3 separate regions of the Mus musculus genome follow, and all the other regions are linked to region 2. Evidence: chromatin loops called from intact Hi-C (ENCODE). Cell type or tissue: heart. All regions are shown on one strand. Each heading gives the region's core, and the rest is flanking DNA. Links, peaks and the distances in the headings are about the cores only.

Evidence for each region. A loop is a pair of places that touch in the nucleus more often than their neighbours do. Peaks named below come from ENCODE experiments on the same cell type or tissue, not always from the same donor. Only the 100,000 strongest peaks of a DNase experiment are listed, where the experiment ranks them.
Region 1: a loop joins it to region 2, with 2.3 times the contacts of the local background. A loop is called at or near these places in 4 of 42 quality-filtered maps.
Region 3: it touches region 2 in a loop (2.3-fold over the local background); 7 of 42 quality-filtered maps call a loop at or near these places.

The regions. Positions count from the first base shown.
Region 1 is chr1:151,683,499-151,690,061 of GRCm38, reverse strand. It overlaps Niban1 (niban apoptosis regulator 1), which reads right to left. Exons shown (of 14, transcript NM_022018.3): 6 at 428-543. Among named protein-coding and RNA genes, the nearest start is that of Gm41969, 50 kb to the left of the region's middle. In heart, for the core only: no CTCF peak of the experiment used is centred there; DNase peaks (open chromatin) are centred at 3,061, 4,021 and 5,391; H3K27ac peaks cover 2,278 bases.
Region 2 is chr1:151,569,996-151,576,558 of GRCm38, reverse strand. Niban1 (niban apoptosis regulator 1) reads right to left here and starts at 5,186. Exons shown (of 14, transcript NM_022018.3): 1 at 4,975-5,186. The coding sequence starts at 5,029. In heart, for the core only: a CTCF peak has its summit at 3,831; DNase peaks (open chromatin) are centred at 3,438, 3,718 and 5,128; H3K4me3 peaks cover 1,249 bases; H3K27ac peaks cover 1,157 bases; H3K27me3 peaks cover 698 bases.
Region 3 is chr1:151,616,917-151,623,479 of GRCm38, reverse strand. The region is part of intron 1 of Niban1 (niban apoptosis regulator 1); the gene reads right to left. Among named protein-coding and RNA genes, the nearest start is that of Niban1, 49 kb to the right of the region's middle. In heart, for the core only: no CTCF peak of the experiment used is centred there; a DNase peak (open chromatin) is centred at 2,549.

The DNA of each region.
Region 1 (6,563 bases), core at 663-5,662, 110 kb before region 2:
TATTGTAAATATTTCAACTTCTCAAAGTCTTAAATGGATCCACTTCCGCAAACTATCGGACACTAAGAATTGTTTGAAATTCTAAAGTGTTCTCGGGTTGGAAATATACAAGTACATGTGTGGACGTGTAAGAACACACTCGACACAGAGCCCTTTGGCTCATAACCAAAACAACAAAAGACACTCCTAGCATTGTAAACAAACTGCTCTCACAGACTTTGCGACCTAACTAAGCACTGTGGGCTGTCCTCCTGAAGGCCAGGGCTGGTAGTCTTCATGTGAACTATAGCTCATTGACTCAACGCTTTTAGACAGCTCAGGGAAATGCCTTGGAAACCACATCCTCTATTTGTGCAACTTTCATTATATGGCCTTGACCCCTGTCACACAGATGAGAGAGGATCCACAGCTCCGAGGCCCATAGTACCTGGACTTCATCCCCGGTGGTCATTTCCCATGAGCCGTAGTGACCCTTCTCCTGCCGGAAGAACTGCACAGCTTCTAAAAAGGCTTGGGCTTCAAATGTTGTCTGCTTCATGTAATCTAAAAGAAAGAAAAGGGGCACTTCATAAAGACATGTTATTTTGCATTCTTCTGTGGTTCTTCAAGTATGACGGGCCAATTCTCTATCATAAGGCACGAGAACACAGGACAGTAAGCAGGCAGTCTGGTAGGAGCTCATTTGTAAGTGTCTACCACAATGCTTACTCTCCCTCCAAGAATCCCATCACTTACTGAAGGAAGTGGTGGGGACCGTCATTACTTCCCCCTCTCTCCCCCTACACCTCCCTGTTTCTCCCTCCCTGCCTCGCCTCAAACTCTGTCCCTGGGCATCCAAGGACTGCATGCCACCAATAAGAAACCTCTCCTATGAGTCATCTGTTGTGATGCAGCTGAGCCCAAACTAAAGTCCAGTTTCTTTGTGAGCTGATGTCAGCCCTCTCTGTCAAAAGTAGCTAGTGTCTACATAGTCTGCTAATTCATGCGTATGAAAATGGCAATAGCTGGCACATAGCAAGATGCCGTTTATTTAAGGACATCACCCATTTCATTGAGAACTGACAGAAATTCCAGAGGGAAGTATCGTTATCACCTCATCTGACAGATGAGTCTGACAAGGTAGAGAAAGCAGAATTAACTGCCTATGGTCACACAGCTAGTGAGTGGAGGGTCCCGCTGAGAACTGGGTAGGTGTCTGACTCTGCATCCCACCTTGATGAGTTTGTTCCTGCATCTGAGAAATAACACATCACCAGAAAGGAGTGACTGTCTGTATAGTGGTGGGATTTAAGGTTTGGAGACGGCAGCTGGGGCTGAGGAACCTGCCTGGAATTCTGAAAGCCACATTGTGCGTCTTCCTGCCAGGTGGTAGTGGCACACACCTTTAATCCCAGCACTAAGGAGGTAGAGGCAGGCAGATCTCTGTGAGTTCCAGGCCAGCCTGACCTACAAAGCAAGTTCTAGGACAGCCAGGGCTGTTACACAGAGAGATCCTGTCTCGAACCCCTCCTACCCCGCAAAACCAAAACCAAAACCAAAACAAAACAAAACACAAAACCCCCAGAACATTATGTGTCTTCCTTCGTAAAACTAGCTTGTGGCCTTCTTTCTTTAGCTTCAGGTTTGCCGAGGGACTCCTCCTGTAGCCCAGCATCCTGACTACCTAGTGCAGGCTGGCCTAGAACTCACAATCCTGCCCCAGCCTCCTCAGTGGATGAGCCATCGCTCCAGCTAAAGCTAGCTCTCAGAGAAGGAAATGATAACAGAATGATAGAGGTTTCGATGTGGAAAATGAACTCAAAAATAATCTTGGACCCGCAAGATGGTTTAGAAAGCGGTGTTTCTCAACCTTCCTAATGCTGCGACCCTTTAATGCAGTCCCTCATGGTGTGCGACCCCCCCAACCTTAAATTTATTTTTGTTGCTACTTCATAACTGTGATTTTGCCACTGTTATGAACTGTAAGGTAGTTATTTTTGGAGACAGAGGTTTGCAGAGCGGGTCTCGAGCCGCAGTGGAGAACACTAATAAAGGTGTTCACTGGTAACCTTGACGGCCTGAGTTCAATTCCTGGGACTTGCACAGTTGAAAGAAAGAACCAACTCCTGCACGCTGTCCTCTGACCTATGCCATGGCACATACACATTCACACATATACATCCAATAAATCGGCAAATAAATGTAATTTAAAAAAAATCTAACCAGGCACTTTCGGGAGTAGAGCTCACTGTGGTAGAGTGTGCACTTAGCATGCATTGGTCTTAAGTTTGGTAAGTTTCATGCCCAGTAAACACACACACACACACACACACACACACACACACACCTAATCAAATTGTCAAGAAATCCATACCTAGAAAGGGAAAATGAAGGGGTAAACAGCAAGCCTCCACTGCAATAGGGCACACAGCTCTCTTGCTAGAAACTATAATCTACAGATAACTATAATCTACAGATAATTTATAATCTGTGTGTGGGGGCTCTATTAGAATGTAGGCAGCAGGGTCACTGCAGGGAGAGGCGGCATCATAGCTTTAGACCATCAGAATTACTCAGTCAACGTTAAATGGCTGACTGGGCGTAACTTAAGAGAATCAGTCGGCCTTGGCAGGTGACGATCAGCTAGCAGGTTATGGATTACCTCCTTTGAGGTTTTCTAGATTATAAAGCAGCAGGCGCTTAAAAGAGAAAACTCAGTTTCGGGCATAGCGTCTACAAGAGCTAAACACTCTCCATAGTGAGAGTACCAGGAAGCAATCCTAGGACACCTTCCACATTACAGAAGAACTGGCCTCTCATCAACATCGACACAGAGACTTGCTCAAAATGGAAAAAACTGGGAAAATGGCCCGTCCCACAAATCGAGTTTTCTAATTGAAGTATCTTCTTTCGTGTTATTTTTCTTGGCTTGGCAACCCACTCAGTGTTTAACCTCAGAGGATTAGAAAACGAAAATTAAGGTGGTCCTTAAAATTTTTGCTTTCCCCACAGTGTGTTCTCCCCACAGTGGGACTGTGATACGGGGCTCGGCACACTGGGAAGGACTGGACAGGGCGAGATGGAAACTGTAATTACCACGTGGAGATTCCAGATGACTCATGCACTCTTATTTTTAACAGCTGTTTTCATTTCCAATCTACGGAAACAGAGAGGGGAAAAAATGTGACTGTGGATGCGGATGGGGTGGGTATGGCCAGAGCTGCCAGCCAAGGAGCGAGGGTTTCAGTTCCTTGGTGCTTTATGAGCAGTTCAGCTGACCTCAGAAACTGGAGGAGAGAGTTTATATCCTGTCCACAGCCGGCTATGTCTATGTCCAAACAAGCTGGCCTGTGCATGGACAAGTGTAGCACTAAAGATATGGGGTGGGAGGGGGGAAGAAAATAGAATTTGGAGACAATGATATTAGCTTGACAAAAGTCAAAGAAGGGGTGTCAGGAAGTGAGCATGCGATGGTGCAGGAATGAAGAGCCTCGCCTCAGGCAGAGAAGAAAGGGATAAGGAACTAGGCGCCCACAGAAGAAGTCACAGTCAGTCAGCAATGGAATCCGGAGACAGAGAGCTCTCACCATTAGGACAAATGAAATCTTAAATTCCCCTCTTGGATAGTGGGAGACAGATCTAATTTGCCAATCTGTTATTAGATTTTTTTTCAGCTTATAAGCTAATTAAACAAATTGATTTATGGAGAAAAAAAAAAACAAACAAAGAAAAAACTTGGAGAAGAGATGTGCCACAGGGTAAGTTTCTCTGTGAGTGTCTGCTCTGGTGATGAGGAGCAAAACTCAGAAGACCATCGCCAGCTCAGTAAGCAAACAGAATGAAGTCTGCCAAAGACAGAGGAGTGCTGTGCTGAGGTAATCCGACCTCCATTGTTCCTCCTCGGTTGTTTGCAGAGGCAGAGCTGAACTCATTACAGGTGCTTGAGAGAAAGCAGATTACCCGTTACTTCATCAGCATCCTGTGAGGAGGTCTCAGGGGAACACACTGTACCTTCTTAACTACCCTCTCTCCTGCCAATAAGCAATCTGAGGGTTTTTAGTTCGGTGGCCTTCGGGAACTTCCTGCTCTTCCGCAAAGCTTTCCCTCTGCAGGAAGACTTAGGGCAGGTAGCAAGCGGGCCAGAATTTCCTTTTCCCACATGGTCTAACTTAAAGACTCCACAGGGGGCCGGGTGTGCAGGGGAGCAACTGAGGCATCTGTTAAAGCCAGATGGAGAAAATGGGGGGGGGGGAGTTCATGTCTTAGCTGAAGGTCACACAGCTGGCCAGAGTCAGAGCCAAGGGGTGTGTCCTGCGTGGCCTTGGCATTCACGGCTATTTAAACCATAGACTATGAGAATCAGGAGTGATCTCAATGCTCACTGACCGTGAGGTTTTCAGTGTTGAGAACCTTCAGAAGGCCAGCCTTGGCTCAAATAGATCTAGTGACAGAAAGTTCAGAATTTAATGAAATGGTTCTTTTCCATTCCAGAACTACTCTAATTATTTGAAAATTTAAATGTTTACCACTTCTTTTGAGCCACTATGTTTACACACACACACACACACATACACACACCATCCACTTTGTCTCTGAGAGTAAATTAGTTCTCATTACTCCTCTTCCATAGCTGGGCTGATTCCCAGGTACCCACAGAGTGGACTAACTTTCCCTCAACTCCTCTTTAAACAACTTGTTTACCTTTGGATCTTTCTACTTTTACCCTTCTTTTCTCCCCCCCTGATGGGCTCTAAGGTATCACACTCTTCGTCCTAGCACCCACCACAAAACACGTGATACTCTCTGCCCCTTTCTGGTTTCTTCTTTAATGTGGCCACAGCATCCGGGTGACTCACACATTTCTTTTAATCCAATCAAATCCATAAACTTCTTCTCATATGAGATGCTTGCCAACCTAAGCGTCCCCTGACTTGCACTTCTACTTTTGAGATCAGGCCAGCTTTTAAAGCTTATCCCTATTAAGTGGCAACTCGCTGAGACCAGCCCCACCTGACACACCATTTCAAAACTGGAATTCTGCCCCATACCCTCTTTCACCCAAGAGCCAGGAAAACTGCTAGATTTGCCTTCTTTGTGCCTATCCAATTCGCTGGCAAAACGTTCATCAAGTCCAGAGCACAGACAAACCCTGGGAAACTGTAAGCATTTTAGCAGGCATGTGGGAGACACATTGTAGCTATTCATTCAACACTCTATCCCCAGGGCCAGGAAATGTCTAGGAATGCTCTGTTCTCCTTGGTCTCTCCCAGGTCCTCATCTCTGCAGCTGCGTGGAAAACTCATATTTGAGAGAGATGATTAAGGATTTTTGCAAGGGAAGCTTTGCTTTCCTAGGCCTCTCGGGGACAGTTATTCGGGGGGCCAGCCAGAGAGACATCGTTTTTTGTTTTTTTCCACTTGTGCAGATTTATAACATGCCTGAGCTAACCAAAGCCCCAAAGCTCCCAGGCCTGTGGAGTCAGTGTATACTGTGACTCTGGCTGCCGTGCCAGATCTAGGTTTGGAAGTGCCTTGTAATTCTGTTTTATGGATAACCTCTACCAAGCCCTGTCAGCTGATCTGCAGAGCGATTTGGGCAAGTTATATAACAGCATTCCTCCCCTCCCCGGGCTTCTGCGGTTTCTTACCACAGACTCTCCTAACCCTTCCCCAGTTCCAGTTCACAGCGCCCTCCCGGGGAAGCCATTGAGGATGCTCGTCCTAGGGTTTAATCTAGAATAAGGAAGACAGGGCGCGCAGTGAAGGTGACCGAGGTCAATTGAGTCACTACTGTGGATTAGAAACCATCTCATAAAATCTCCACATTGCAAAAGACTAGGGACAGAGCTTCAGGGGTAGATTATGGTCAAGCAAGACCCAGATACCTCGGGACCCTTTTCTAACACTTTATGGTTTAATGTTTCAAAACTACTTTATAAAAACTAATCAACTAGAACAGGGGCTATCCCAAAAGCCATTGCCTGTATGTAGGATATATTCTACTAGCTGGGCTGCCTTGTCTGGCCTCAGTAGGAGAGGAAGCCTCGCACAGACTTGAAGTACCAGGGTGGGGGTAGGGGAAAACCTAGGGGGTCCTCCCACAGGCTCAGAGAAGAAGGGGAGGGGAGATGAGGGAAGGATTGTGGGAGGGGGTGACCAGGAGGTAGGCTGTGAGCAGGATGCAAAGTGAATAAATAAAACACTAAAATTAAATTAAAAAATATTATATTCAAAAGATATTATATTTATATATGCATGTGTGTGTGCACGTGAACGCGTGTGTTTTACAGACTAATGTTTGAAGTTATCTGCAAGGGGTGTTTCCTTGCAAAGTTTAGAATCATGGAATTCAGGACTTTGGTCATATGGCAGGTACTGCTGAGCCTAAACTCTTTATTTCAGAACTGTCCAGTCAAGGTCTAAACAGACCATGAACTTACATTACTAAAATTAAAGCCAAATAATGTAAATTTACCCACTAGATTTAATAATGGCTGGTGTCCACACTACTAAAGTGGCAGTGAGTATATTTTGCTTTAAAAACTATATATGACCAGCCTAAATAGAGATCTATTACTACATTAT
Region 2 (6,563 bases), core at 1,109-6,108:
CAGCACTCCAGAGGCAGACGCTGGTGAATCTCTGTGAGTTTGAAGCCAGCCTGGTGTATAGAGCAAGTTCCAGGACAGCTAGGGCTACACAGAGAAACCCTATCTCACAAAAACAAAAACAACAATTCAATAGTAGTTTTAATTTTCTATACTTATTTATTTTCTGTAGAGGTGGGAATGTAGTGTCATGGCACAAGTGTGAAGTGTGTGGGAGCTAGCTCTCTTCTTCCACCATGTGAATCCTGGGACTTGAACTCATGTTACCAGGCTTAGCAACAGCATGGTTACCTGCTGGGCCATTTCCCTAGGCCTTCTTTTAAATCTTGCATTACGTTGGTTGGTTGGTTGGTTGGTTGGTTGGTTGGTTGGTTGGTTTGTGGGGGGAGCATTGTACCATGTGGAAGTCAGGGATAACTTGTGAGAGTCAGTTCTCTTCTTCATCAGGTGGACTCTAAGAATCGGAATGAGGGCCTCAGGGAGTGCCTTTCCCAGTGAGCTGTGTCACCAACCCTCAACCCTTCATTCTAAAAAGGAATAAAGTTATTGTTTCAACAAGAAAAAAAAAACATTATAGATATGGTTGTTTGTCTGCTTCATCTAAGGCAGTGGTTCTCAGCCTTCCTTATACTGCAACCGTTTAACACACAGTTCCTCACATTGTGGTGACCCCAACCATGCAATTATTTCATTGCAACTTCATAACTGTAATTTTGTTGCCGTGATAAGTCACAGTGTAAATATATCTGATGTGCAGGACATCTGATGTGCAACCCCCAAAGGGTTTGAGACCCACAGGTTGAGAACTACTGATCTAAAGTTTTAACAATGCCAGTTTTAGGGAGTCTTGTTTTTTTTTTTTTTTTTTTTTTATAAATGACACAAAAAGGGCCAGGAAGATGTCTCAGGGGTAAAGCAGTTGTCACTTAAGCCTGGAGACCTGAGTTCAACCTCTGCAGCCCATGTTAAGGTAAAAAGAGAGGGCCAGCTCTATGCCTTCTGACCTCAGCATGCATGCAAGGACATACCCATCCTCACACATCGCAGGCAAAATAATAATAAAAAGTTTTAATGCTATAAAAAGAGAAGAACATCTTAAGCTGACCACTGACTAAATGAGCTGCATCCCTGATTAAAGGAAAATATAATTCCTTTACACAGAATAATGAAGTAATTGCTAAAGGCTACCAGAGGGCATCATGAGGAGAAGTCAGCCTCCACCCTGCTTATTAATAAATATGCCTCATCATGGGAAGTTATTAGAAGCCCTCTAAGCCATCCGAAAATTAATCCCTTTTAGGCTATTGGGTGATATTTAAAACTGCCACACTCGGAATGAAGTAATTCTATAACACACCTGGCCTTGCTTTACCCGAAGATTGACTGAATTCTAAGAAACAAAAGTCCTGTCAAAACATCCATGCCAAATTTTGAGGCACAAAATCAAATGGTCCTTGTTAAAGGATCAGCCTGAAAGTCAGCATGGTTAGAGTGTTACCCTTCTAGAAGTACAGCCTCTTCAAACAGACACAAAGTCAGCATGGTTAGAGTGTTACCATTCTAGAAGTACAGCCTCTTCAAACAGATACAAAGTCAGCATGGTTAGAGTGTTACCATTCTAGAAGTACAGCCTCTTCAAACAGACACAAAGTCAGCATGGTTAGAGTGTTACCATTCTAGAAGTACAGCCTCTTCAAACAGATACAAAGTCAGCATGGTTAGAGTGTTACCATTCTAGAAGTACAGCCGCTTCAAACAGACACAAAGTCAGCATGGTTAGAGTGTTACCATTCTAGAAGTACAGCCTCTTCAAACAGATACAAAGTCAGCATGGCTTAAAATTTATGGACTAGCAGGGTGTGGTGGCGCATGCCTTTAATCCCAGCACTTGGGAGACAGAGGCAGGCAGATTTCTGAGTTTGAGGCCAGCCTGGTCTACAAAGTGAGTTCCAGGATAGCCAGGGCTATACAGAGAAACCCTGTCTCCAAAAGCCAAAAAAAAAAAAAAAATTATGGACTAGTTATTCCACGTCCTGGCAAAGTATATATCAAGGACCAAAGAAAGTTATTGCTTCAGCAGCAGCTTTCAAATGTATGTTTCACTGTGGCTACTTTATGGGGAGCAGATCGTAAAACTGTATTTAAACTCGACCTTCAAACCTCCAATTGTTTTACTTACAATTAACTCAAAGCTTGAGGATATTTATGGGCTGAAGGATGGGCGGAGGGATAAATGCAGGGGTATGGTTTTATTTAGGGACCTGAAGCTTCAAAACTGCTGGGGAAATCAGAACCCCGTGATCTCTGTTTGCTCATGCAGGAATAATTTCAAGCTCCATGCATTTTTCCAAGGCTCTTTTCCCTTCTGGCGTGCTCAGGGCCGCCAGTCCCGTGAAGCAGAGGCTCATTTTCTCTGGAGGTATTTTAACTCCTTTCTTCCCTCCCCAGCTTACATGCCATGCAAACCCCCTTCCAAATACAGAAAGAGAGAAAACAATCCAAGACTAAGGGATGTAATGACTATAGTTTTACTAACTTAAATACGATTATTGCATCTTCCTTACATAGTGACTTTTGTGTGTCTATCAATGTTGTTTTAGAATAAAGAGGCTAACACTTTTCCTTATTTGAGTACAATACTTGCATCAAATCATAACAAAGGTCATGACCTTGAGGTGTGTGAACCAGGCCTGCAAGGCAGCTCATCACCAACCTTGCCAGGGATCCTGATACTTGTAACTGGCTATGCATCAACTTTCAGTGCTTCTCACTATGCAGTGAAACATCTTATAAACGTCACAAACACAATTTTGCTCACGGGCTAATGCAAGCCCCTTGTTAGTGTTCTGTGTCATCTCTGAGCCCAGCACGGGGGGGGAGGGGGGGGTGAACAGTGAAGAGTAAAATTAGCAGGCTTAGTCTTAAATAAAATCTCCATCTTTTCTCCCTGTGCAGAGGGCCAAGACCACCACTGAGGGACAAGTGACTGAGCTTGTCCCCTCACACTGATAACTCCCTGTCCCGAAGTGAGCAGAAGCAAGAATCTGGAAAATCAATTATAGCTCCTGCCTTGAATCTGCCTTTATATGGCACCCTTTAAAAAGGTTTTGAAACACTATGACTGACAACAAATACAGAATTAATAAATGAATAAATGTATTTCTTTTAGATATAATCTTAAGGGCCAGAAAGGGGCATCAGGAAAAAGTTCACTGTTTCTTCTAAAAAGTTAAAGTAAAACTTGGAGCTTAATACATACTTTTTAAAAATTCACTTTACATCCTATTCACTGGCCCCATCCCAGTCACCCCCTCCCACAATGCTTTCCCCCGAACCCCTCCCCTTCTCCTCTGAGTGGGTGGAGGCCCCCTGGGTACACCCCTACCCTGGCACATAAAGTCTCTTCGAGGCCAGGCACATCCTTTCCCACTGAAGGCAGCCCAGCTAGAAGAACACATCCCATGGGCAGCTTTTGGGATAACCCCCTTCCAGTTGTTTGGGAACCACGTGGAGACCAAACTACACATCTGCTACATATGTGCAGGGAGGCCTAGGTCCAGCCTGTGTATATTCTTTGGCTGGTAGTTCAGTCTCTGAGAACCCTAAGAGTCCAGGTTAGTTGACTCTGTTGGTCTTCCTGTGGAGTTCCTATTCCCTTCAGGGCAGCAATCCTTCCTCCTCTTCTTCTATACGAGTCCCCAAGCCCCATCCACTGTTTGGCTGTGGGTGTCTGCATCTGTATGAGTCAGCTGCTGGTTGGAGCCTCTAAGAGGACAATCATGCTAGACTCCAGTTTGCAAGCATAACAAAGTAAAGGCTGCTCACTCTCTCCCTATCTATTCAGTATAGTACTGCAAGTTCTAGCCAGAGCAATAAGACAGCTAAAAATTATCAAGCGGATACAAATCGGAAAGGAAGAAGTCAAAGTATCGCTATTTTTGGATGATATCATAATATACATAAATGACCCCAAAATCTACCAGAGAACTCCTACAGCTGATAAATTCTGCAAAGTGGCTGCATATAAAATTAACTCAAAGAAATCAGTAGCCCTCCTTTAATACATACTTTTCAAAGTACTTGGGAAGCCAGGAGTGGGGCACTAAATTCATAGCTAGCTGAATGTCTGTGGCTGAGGGCAAGATTAGGGTGGGTGGGGTAAGAACCAAACACAACGAAAGATAAGAACTCTGGATTTCCTGCAGTTTCTGTGCCACCGAGTTTTGGTTTCTTCTGCCTGTCTCTCTCTTACTGAATCACTCCGTAGGTCAAGATCTCCTAAAAAGATGTTTCTCCCCATCTATAGCTTTAACAACTGTTGCAAAAACACTCCGAGCTTCCCCTTTTGTTTTCCTCCCTCTCAGGGGAAGGAAGGGAACCATCCAACCTGAAAAGGTAAAGATTTCATCCTTTCTGCTTCTGATGAAATCGCCCTGCAATTGGTGTGAAGTTCAGGAGAAGGTGTGGCCTGCGCTGCACTTTACAAAACCAGGCCAATATGACCCGGAGGGAAATTCTGATAGCCCAGGAACTCCCCACCACTACCACTAAGGAAATCTCAAAACTCGAGGGGATAACCCCAGTAAACCTCTAACCTTTGGAAATTACTCAGAGCCAAGTACAAACAAGAAAGATGTCTCCCCAGCAGGGAAGGAACAGATTCTGAGGCTGGAGGGGCACAGGGCGGGGGCAGGAGGGGTGGAGTGCGAGGGGGCACCAACAAAGTTCTCTCCAGCCACCCTGGGAGTACCTGCCTCTCACGTGTGTCCTGCATCATCCCGTCCCTACTCTCTACCCCACCTGAGTCGCGGGTGCTTGAAACAGGACACCGGGGCTCCGCTCCCGGAGGCGAGCGCAAGTCTAGGAGCCCAACGCCCGCCGGTAGCACCAGCTAGCCAGTGCTCCCTCGGAAGATCAGCGTGCAGGTGACCAGGCTAGCCCTGGCTCTGCGCCACCCTGCCGCCCTGGCCGCCGTACCTCGGATGTAGGCGCACTTGCCCTCGTCCAGCTGGCTGGAAGCTGAGCCGCCCATGGCCGCGGTGCTGCACGGGAGGCAGAGGACTGACACCAACTGCGCCTGCTGCTTGCCGCTGAAGGTGGATGTGTCAGGGAACTGGCTCTGTAATTAAAGGGCCAACTTCCTTGAGAGGCGTCGCCGGCCCGGGCGCCTCCTCCAGGCCCGCGCCCTCGGAAGATGTGTGGGCTGGCCCGGGGGCTGTCTTCCCGCCCTCGCTGCGCTGGAACCCCGGGGGCTGTCCTAGGAACTCCAGGGAGTAACCATAGTAAAAATACTTTCCTCCTTCTCGAGACTGACTTTTCACCAGTTTGGGGACAGCCCAGACCCATCGTGGAGGGAGTGGAGAGAGCGGACTTCTTCCATGTGACTGTAACTTCTCCCAGATGGAGATTTACAGTCCCACCAGGTGGAGGTCAGGAGCCCTTCCCCTTCCTGTTCTCCAGCCACCTGTCCACAGATCCCCCACTCCCATCCGCATCCCCACCTCCGGAATTCCCTTGCACGGAAGTATGGGAACCTTGGAGAGTCAAAGCTTCTTGTAACCAAGCACTTGGATTTGAGAGATGGGAACTGAAGGGGAAGCAGGGGAGAGAAATGGGAGAAGCCAAGGCCGGTTCCACACACTAAGTAAGCCCTGAACCTGCCTACGACTCCAGGGAGTCTGTCCTGACACCTTAACCTTCAAGTCTTCTTACCACGTGGTTTCTCGTATGCAAGGCCACTATCTCTTCAGCTTGGCCGCCTCAGGCAAGAACACCCTGGGCAGAGGGGTCATCCTGATTTCTTTCTGTTCTTAGTGGCCAGGAGTTTTACAATTCCTATCAACTTAACCAGGCCTAAAGAGGACTTTAAGGCTTCTCCACAGCTGCCTCTAAAGTTAATTCACCAGAACTTTAACACATATTTCTCACAGCTCACACACCGAGTCTCTCGCACCCTGTACACTAGATCATCAGTAAAATCCTGTCGAGTCTAATTTCAAAATATGTCCAACGTCCAGGGAATTCTTACCATCTCCACTGCCCTCGTTTCTCACATTAAGCCTCACAACAGTCTAACCCGGCTCCGGGCTTCAAAGGAAAAGCCAAGGGTCTATTATAGCCTGAGGGGTGGGGGGCTTCCCCTCTCATTTACCAGCGTTTCTGTCTCTGCTCTCTAGGTTCCAGCCCCTGCCCTGCTCGCTCCCCTATGCCAAGGTGAACCACTTGCTCAGTTTTCCTCTCTGGGTGCCTCATTCATTCAACTCTCACAGGCTAACATCTTCAGGCTCATGAACAGAGTGCTGCTAGTAGCATTCCTGGAGCTCTGGGTTTGCACCTCAGCATCTCACAAACAAGGTGTGCCAGTGCGTATCTGCAATTCCTGCACTCTGGGAGGCGAACGAACGCTGGAGGAGTGGGCTACATGGAGAGTCGGAGGCCAGCTTGAGCTACATGAAAAGCAGTATCAAAAAGAGAGAGAGAGAAAAAAAGAAAAAGAAAGGAGGAAGGAAATAAGGAGAATAAAAGGAAAGAAAAAAGAAAAGAGAAGAAAAGCTAACAACACCGAG
Region 3 (6,563 bases), core at 509-5,508, 48 kb before region 2:
GATCTATATGAGTTCAAGGCCAGAGTGGTCTACAGAGAGTTCCAGGACAGCCAGGGCTGCACAGAGAAACCCTGTCCCAAAAAGCAAAAACAAACAAGTAAATCACCTTTGGGAATAGGTGAGGCTTTATGGGTGGGTGCAGAAAAGGGGTGTATTCCTTTTGTGACTTTCTATGCACCAGAATTCTGGCTGTCATCTGTTTGCCTTCCCCTGAGTTCCCCTAGATGCTTCACCGAGTCTGTCTCTGTGAACCCATGGAGCTTGGGCACTGAGACCCAAATGAGAGGCTCCTGAAGGTTTCAAATGCAACAGAAAAGGGCTGGTTCCTTCTTATCACAGGGCAGAGCCTCAGCCTTCCCTCGGAGCAGATTCCATTCCTGCTGACAGAACTGGGCTTACAGTGTCACCAGAATCTACTTGAGAAAGCTGCAGGTCCAAACACTATTAATTTGATTCCACCACTGATTGGTAATACGACCTTAAGCAAGTTATTTTATCTCTAGAACACATTTTTGCAGATGTGGAAGCCATCTGCTCATCTGCTTTGCTAAAGGGAATATAATGGCATCCTTTCAGAACACATGAAGGTCTCCAGATAAAGGACGCAAACATTACAAGGCAATTACTTACAGATGAAGAACTGTCCAGGTTATAAATGTGCTGCCTAATAGCGCTATTGTCTGTGAAGCAGGTTAACATATCTTTCATCTCATCAGCTACTTGTCTGAGATTGATACTCTAACTTAGTTTTAATTAACTTTCATCTTAACAGTCTTTGGAAAAACCTTCATGTTTTCATCTTAAGATGAGTCCAGGGAGACTCTGAAGATACAGCCAGTTTGGTGTCATCAATAGCACTATAGTGAATCACAGAAATGGACATTTGTAAGCATTAGTAAGACGCCTGAATATATACATACCAGGGAGGGAGGGAAAGGTCAGGCCTCTGACCTAACACACCAGCTCGTAACGTCCACTATCCCCTTCAAAACTTTAAAGAAAGAGAAGCACTCTGGTACTCCAGGGAGTGTGTCTGTGTCTCTGTGTGTGTTGACGTGGGGTGAGGTCATGTCCCATGCTCCAACTAGGCCCCTTTGTTTTGTGTGTGTGCATGCATGTGCCATAGCACACCTTTGGAGATCAGAGGACAACTTAAGGAAGTTAGTTCTCTCCTTCCATCACCTGGGTTTTGAACTCAGTTTGTCAGGCCTAGAGGCAAGAATGTTTGTCCACTGGGCCATCTTTCTTTGCCCTGCGAATTATTTTTTAAATCAGATGAGTTAAACTAGGGATGGGAGGTAAGAGAAAAATTGCAAATGTGTAGCTATGCCATGGAGATGTAAAAGACAGATAGCTGTTAGGAGAAGATCCACGCCCTTTACAGTCAGTAGTTAGCAGTATAAAATTGAGGGAAACGTCAACAGGGTTAAAGGGTGGTTTGGGACACATGGCCTCCATTCTAGTCTGTTCCTGAGCCTGCTATTGCTTTGGGGTCTATTGCACACCATGCATGAGAATGCCAAGGCTTCAGAAGTCCGTGGGCATCCATGCTTCACAGATGGCTTCCTTAAGGGATTAAAATTGGACTCTCTCAGAGTTCATGAAACTCCCCGGCAGAGGATGCAGACAAGGCAAGAAAAGCAACCACTGCAGAAACGTTCAGTGTTAATGAATGTTTCCGTGGTCCTTCTCATCCGGAGAGCTGATCCGACAATATAAGTCAATACTACTGGGCCTGCTTATAGCAGATACCTAACAGAAAGTTGCGCAAATTATTTACATGCAAATATAATAAATAAATAAATAAATAAATAAATAAATAAATAAATAAATAACGTGGGTTAGGAACATCATTCAAGCTTTGCATTTAAAATTTTTAATTTATTTAATTGCAGCATTTACACAATACTATTGGTCTAACTATAAATGTTTGATTCTGGTTTGCTACTATAGTAAATGGAGAACAAGATAAGTGCATACAAAATATAAAATGGCACATTAAACTCCATATGTGTGAGTATGTGTGTATTGAAGGTCTTATTTTTTTTAAAAAAAGCAAACTATACAACTATCAGGATAAGGCTGAAGGCTGACATTTAACCCAACAGAAAATATGCATTTCATATTTATAAATGTCACAGAAAGTGATAGCAACTCTTTCTCCTTCAGAGTTTGTTGGTTACTAGCTGGTTTGTTTGCAATTCGATTAGGGTTTTGTTTCTGAAACAGTTTCTTACTATACGGTCCACACTGGCCTTGCGCACACAGTGATTTTTCTGCCTCAGCCTCCTGAGTGTGTTCGATTACAGCCACGATCCCTCTCCCATCCCCACCCCACACACATCCACTGGCTTATCTTTTAGTACCTTGGTCAAAAATTAACTCCAGCCTTCTTACCTAAGCTAATTACATTTGTTGCATTCTTTCCCAGTCTGTAGCCCTGCATCAAACTATCTGCCTGTTTTCCTCACAACTTCTGGTGAGCTTCCCAGCTACACAGGAAACTGTGGCCAAAGAATGATCTCAGCCTTGGCTGGTCAGTCACTACCTATGAAACCTTTTCTGTCCCCAGTGCCACTTCCACTTTTCAGGGTGGCATCACTTCATCTTCACAAGTGTCCTCAGCCCCATAAGGAGTCTCTCTTCTCTTTCAGAAAACTTCCCCATTTTTTAAGGAAATCAAGGTTTCATTTCTCTCCTATCTGGCTCCAAGTTCATCTCACAGTCCACTCTCTACTTTCTTCCTTCTTGTGTGACTAAGAAGGAAACACCCTATATTGATCATCTCTGTCTTGGATCATCATTCTCAAACTATTTTCCTCAAGTCCTGAAGGAAAATAGAGCAAAGCAAAACTCAGTCTTCCCTCCCAGTCAGTCATGGCCCTTTTCTTCTTTCCTAAGTCAACCTCTTGATACAGTACTTCCAAAACACCCCTTCCCACATCCACCACTTCTCTACCAACCACTCTTGCCCTGAGAAACACAGGGGTCATTGATCAGGTTGCACAACCAAAATGGACCTTACATTGACTGCTGCTCCACGCTCTCTAAAACCCTCCTGTGTGTGTCAGCCTCTCTCTTGCCTAAGTAATTCCACACGAAGCCAGTCCTTGAGAAACTTCAAAAACTGTTCTCCAACACAGTGAAAAGATTCATCATCGCCTGAGTGTGTGCAGTGGGAACCTAAATTATTTTCCTTTATTCTCCACCTTCCTTCCAGGGGCTGTACTCAGCATGTGACCTCAGCTATGTCTCTGAAATGCAGCTACAAGTATTCAGAACAGACCCTCATCTATTCCAAGAGAAGCTACATCAGTGAGCTCCTGCCCCCCACCTGCCTCTATTCATGCCCCCTTCAAATCTGATCTTCAAGTTGGGCACAGGGCTTCCTGCAAAGGTGGAGGCAAGAGGATTGCAGCATAGACTTAAGGTCATCTTGGGTTGTATATGAGTTCCAGGCCAGCCTGCTCTTCAGAGAGACACCTGACTCAAACAACCGAACTAACTAAATCTGACCTTCATCCACCAGCAGAGGCGACATGCCATACAGTGGATATTGTCATGTCCCTCTTCTGGTCAATATCACCTTGAACTTCTTTAATTCGGCCTCAGCTCTTATCTCTAGCTCCTCCGCTATGCACAGAGCACCTGAATACCGATGATGTCATCTTCCTTGGATATTCTGGCAACATCACCTTGATCTTGGCTTTTAAGCACAATGAGACTCTGAACTGCTGATACTGTCTACTTTCCTGGAACTCACAGATGCAGACAACCCTCAGCTTATCTTAAAAATCAAATTGGAAATCTGCCTAGAAGGCTCTGCTGAGTGACTCCCCGTCATCCGTCACTTGAATTGACGTAAAAGGCTCCCAGTCCTATACGTCTGTATTCACACAGCCCTTCGCCTAAATCCCCAGTGGATCTGTTTCTACAGTGCAGCTGATGTCATGCTTAGGTGCCCTCTCTCTCTAGTACAGTAGCTCACTGAAAATGCCTTCCTCTTGTTGGTTCCTAGGAACAAGAGGTCAGCACAGGGCACATAAATAAGACTTCATAAATATTTGCTGGTTTGCCAGTTAGACATTAGCTGTACGTCACGTACACTCTCCCTGCACACCGTCCCAGACTTTGGAGTCCCTCCAAAGGACTCCAGAGAAAGCAAATGAAGAGCTAATTTTCCACACAAACAGAACATACCTGTCACTAACTTAGAACGCATGCCTCTGAAATTCCCTAGGAGACCCCATTTGAAAACTGTTCTGAGTTCCATGTGATAGGCATTTATTCTCCCTTCATTGGGGAACCAGAGTTTTCAAATATATAGTAATTTGTCAAAAGGCCTGACCTAAAGAAATGTGTTTAATTATGCGGTAACATAGCATGAGATAAACTGGGGAAAGATGACCCATAACATGAGTGTTTTAAAATCCTGGACAAAAAGGATCGGCCTGAGGTGTGTGTGAATCAGGCTAAGCTGCTGGCAGCACCTGGGGCTAAGGAGAGGTGAGGTGAGGTGAACAGTTCTCTTCCTTTTTGCTCAATCCCTGCTAAAGCTCACACTTCCTCTGGGAGTAGCACAGGAAGCATCCAAACGGCACTTTTACAAAGGGGGTTTTCAAGGTGAATCTTCCATAGGAGCAGGCTCACGCGGCACAAAAAGACCAAGTTGATTTAATCCAGCTCAGTGTGAGGCAGAAAAAGTCAACTGTAAGCAGTCTGGATACCAGAAGTTAGGTACTTACTGGAAAGAAAGATAAGACTCAAATTTACTTTGGAAATAATTTACAGAGAGAGAGAGAGAGAGGGAGGGAGGGAGGGAGGGAGGGAGGGAGGGAGAGAGAGAGAGAGAGAGAGAGAGAGAGAGAGAGAGAGAGAGAGAGAGAATCCCTTGAGAAGAAGAGAGTGGCTGTCTCATACTGGCCTTGGCTGGTTTTCATGGGGGACCTCTGTGGTACTTGTCTGGGTAAGGGGATCAGGTGAAGAAAGGCTGTTTGCCCATCACCTCCCCGGGAAGCAGGCTCTGTAAACATCCTCAGTACTGGGTAATTCCTTCTGAGTCACCGGTTCTTCAACCATTTCCATATAAGTAACTAATGTACAAACCACGAATAATAACCCAAATAAAGGTTCACCCCACATACTCAAAAACAACTGGTAGATTGAAGGAAATGTTCTTACAAGGAAAAAATGGTGAAAAAGCCTTTTCTCATTCAGGCACCTAGGCACAGAAAGCAAAAATATATAGCTTTGATGCTAAGATTTTACCCACCTTCAAATTAATTTACCCAAAATTGTTCCTGTCTAAAGGAAATTCAAGGACAAAAATGGAGCAGAGACTGAAGGAATGGTCGACTAGTGACCAGCTCACCTTGGGATCTATCTCATGGGTGGGCACCAAACCCTGACACTATTTACTACTGATGCTATGTTGTGCTTGCAGACAGGAGCCTAGCATGGCTGTCCTCTGAGAGGCTCCACCAGCAGCTGCCTGAGACAGATGCAGATGCTTACAGCCAACCATTGGACAGAGATCGGTGACCCCTATGGAAGAGTTAGGGAAAGGACTGAAGGAACTGTAGAGGCTGGCAGCGTCCCCATAGGAAGATCAACAGTTTGGAAGTCAACAACATAGGAAGTCAACTAACCCAGACCCCTGGAAGCTTCCAGGAACAGAAACTAAGCCACCAACCAAGGAGCATTCATGAGATGGTCCAAAGCCCCAGGACATGTGTAACAGAGGGCTACCTTGTCTGGCCTTAGTGGGATAGAATTGCCTAATCCTATAGAGACTTGATGCCTCAGAGGAGGGGGGTTTGGGGGGAGAGGTAACTTTTCAAGGGTGAAGGGGGGTGAGGGAAAGAACTCTGGGAGATAGGACCAAGAAGGGCAGCAACATTTGGGATGCAAATAAATAAAATAATTAATAATCAATAAAAGAAAAAAATGTTAAGTAAGTCATGCCGACCAAAGTAAGGGAAATGAGTGGGAAGGGAATGAGGCAAATGATAAAAAGGAAGTGGGTTTGAGTTTTCACCCATGGAGCATCGGGACTAGGACACTGCAATGTGCAACATGGAGGACCAAAGGTCTTAAGAACAAAACTCAGAGCCTGTGAGTGGCTGATCACAGCGACATTAAGTGCATCCCAGTTAGCCTTTTGTGGCCCTATGAAAAGGCCAAAAGAAAGTAACCAAGAAAGATCAGGAAAAGAGAAAGAATTATGAAGTGGGCAATTCTGGTGTCTTTGGAAAGTCAGTTATGTCAAAGAACGTTTCGCTGAAGCAGACACAGGTAAAAGGATGTTTTGCTAAGGCAAACATGTGAAAGGACGCATGGTGTTAAGAAGGACCCAATAGACAGAGGATGACACTGGGTGGTATTGGTACGCCTTACCATTGATTATTAGTCATCATTTGTCATGATTCCATAGAGAGAAATGCACCAAAAAACTGGTGTTGCTCCTAGGACTCGGCCAGTTGGCAGAATGATGTCAGCTGATACAGACTCACCTGGAGTTTTGTTGAGGAAAGACCCATGGGAGGATTCATGATGTTTGAATA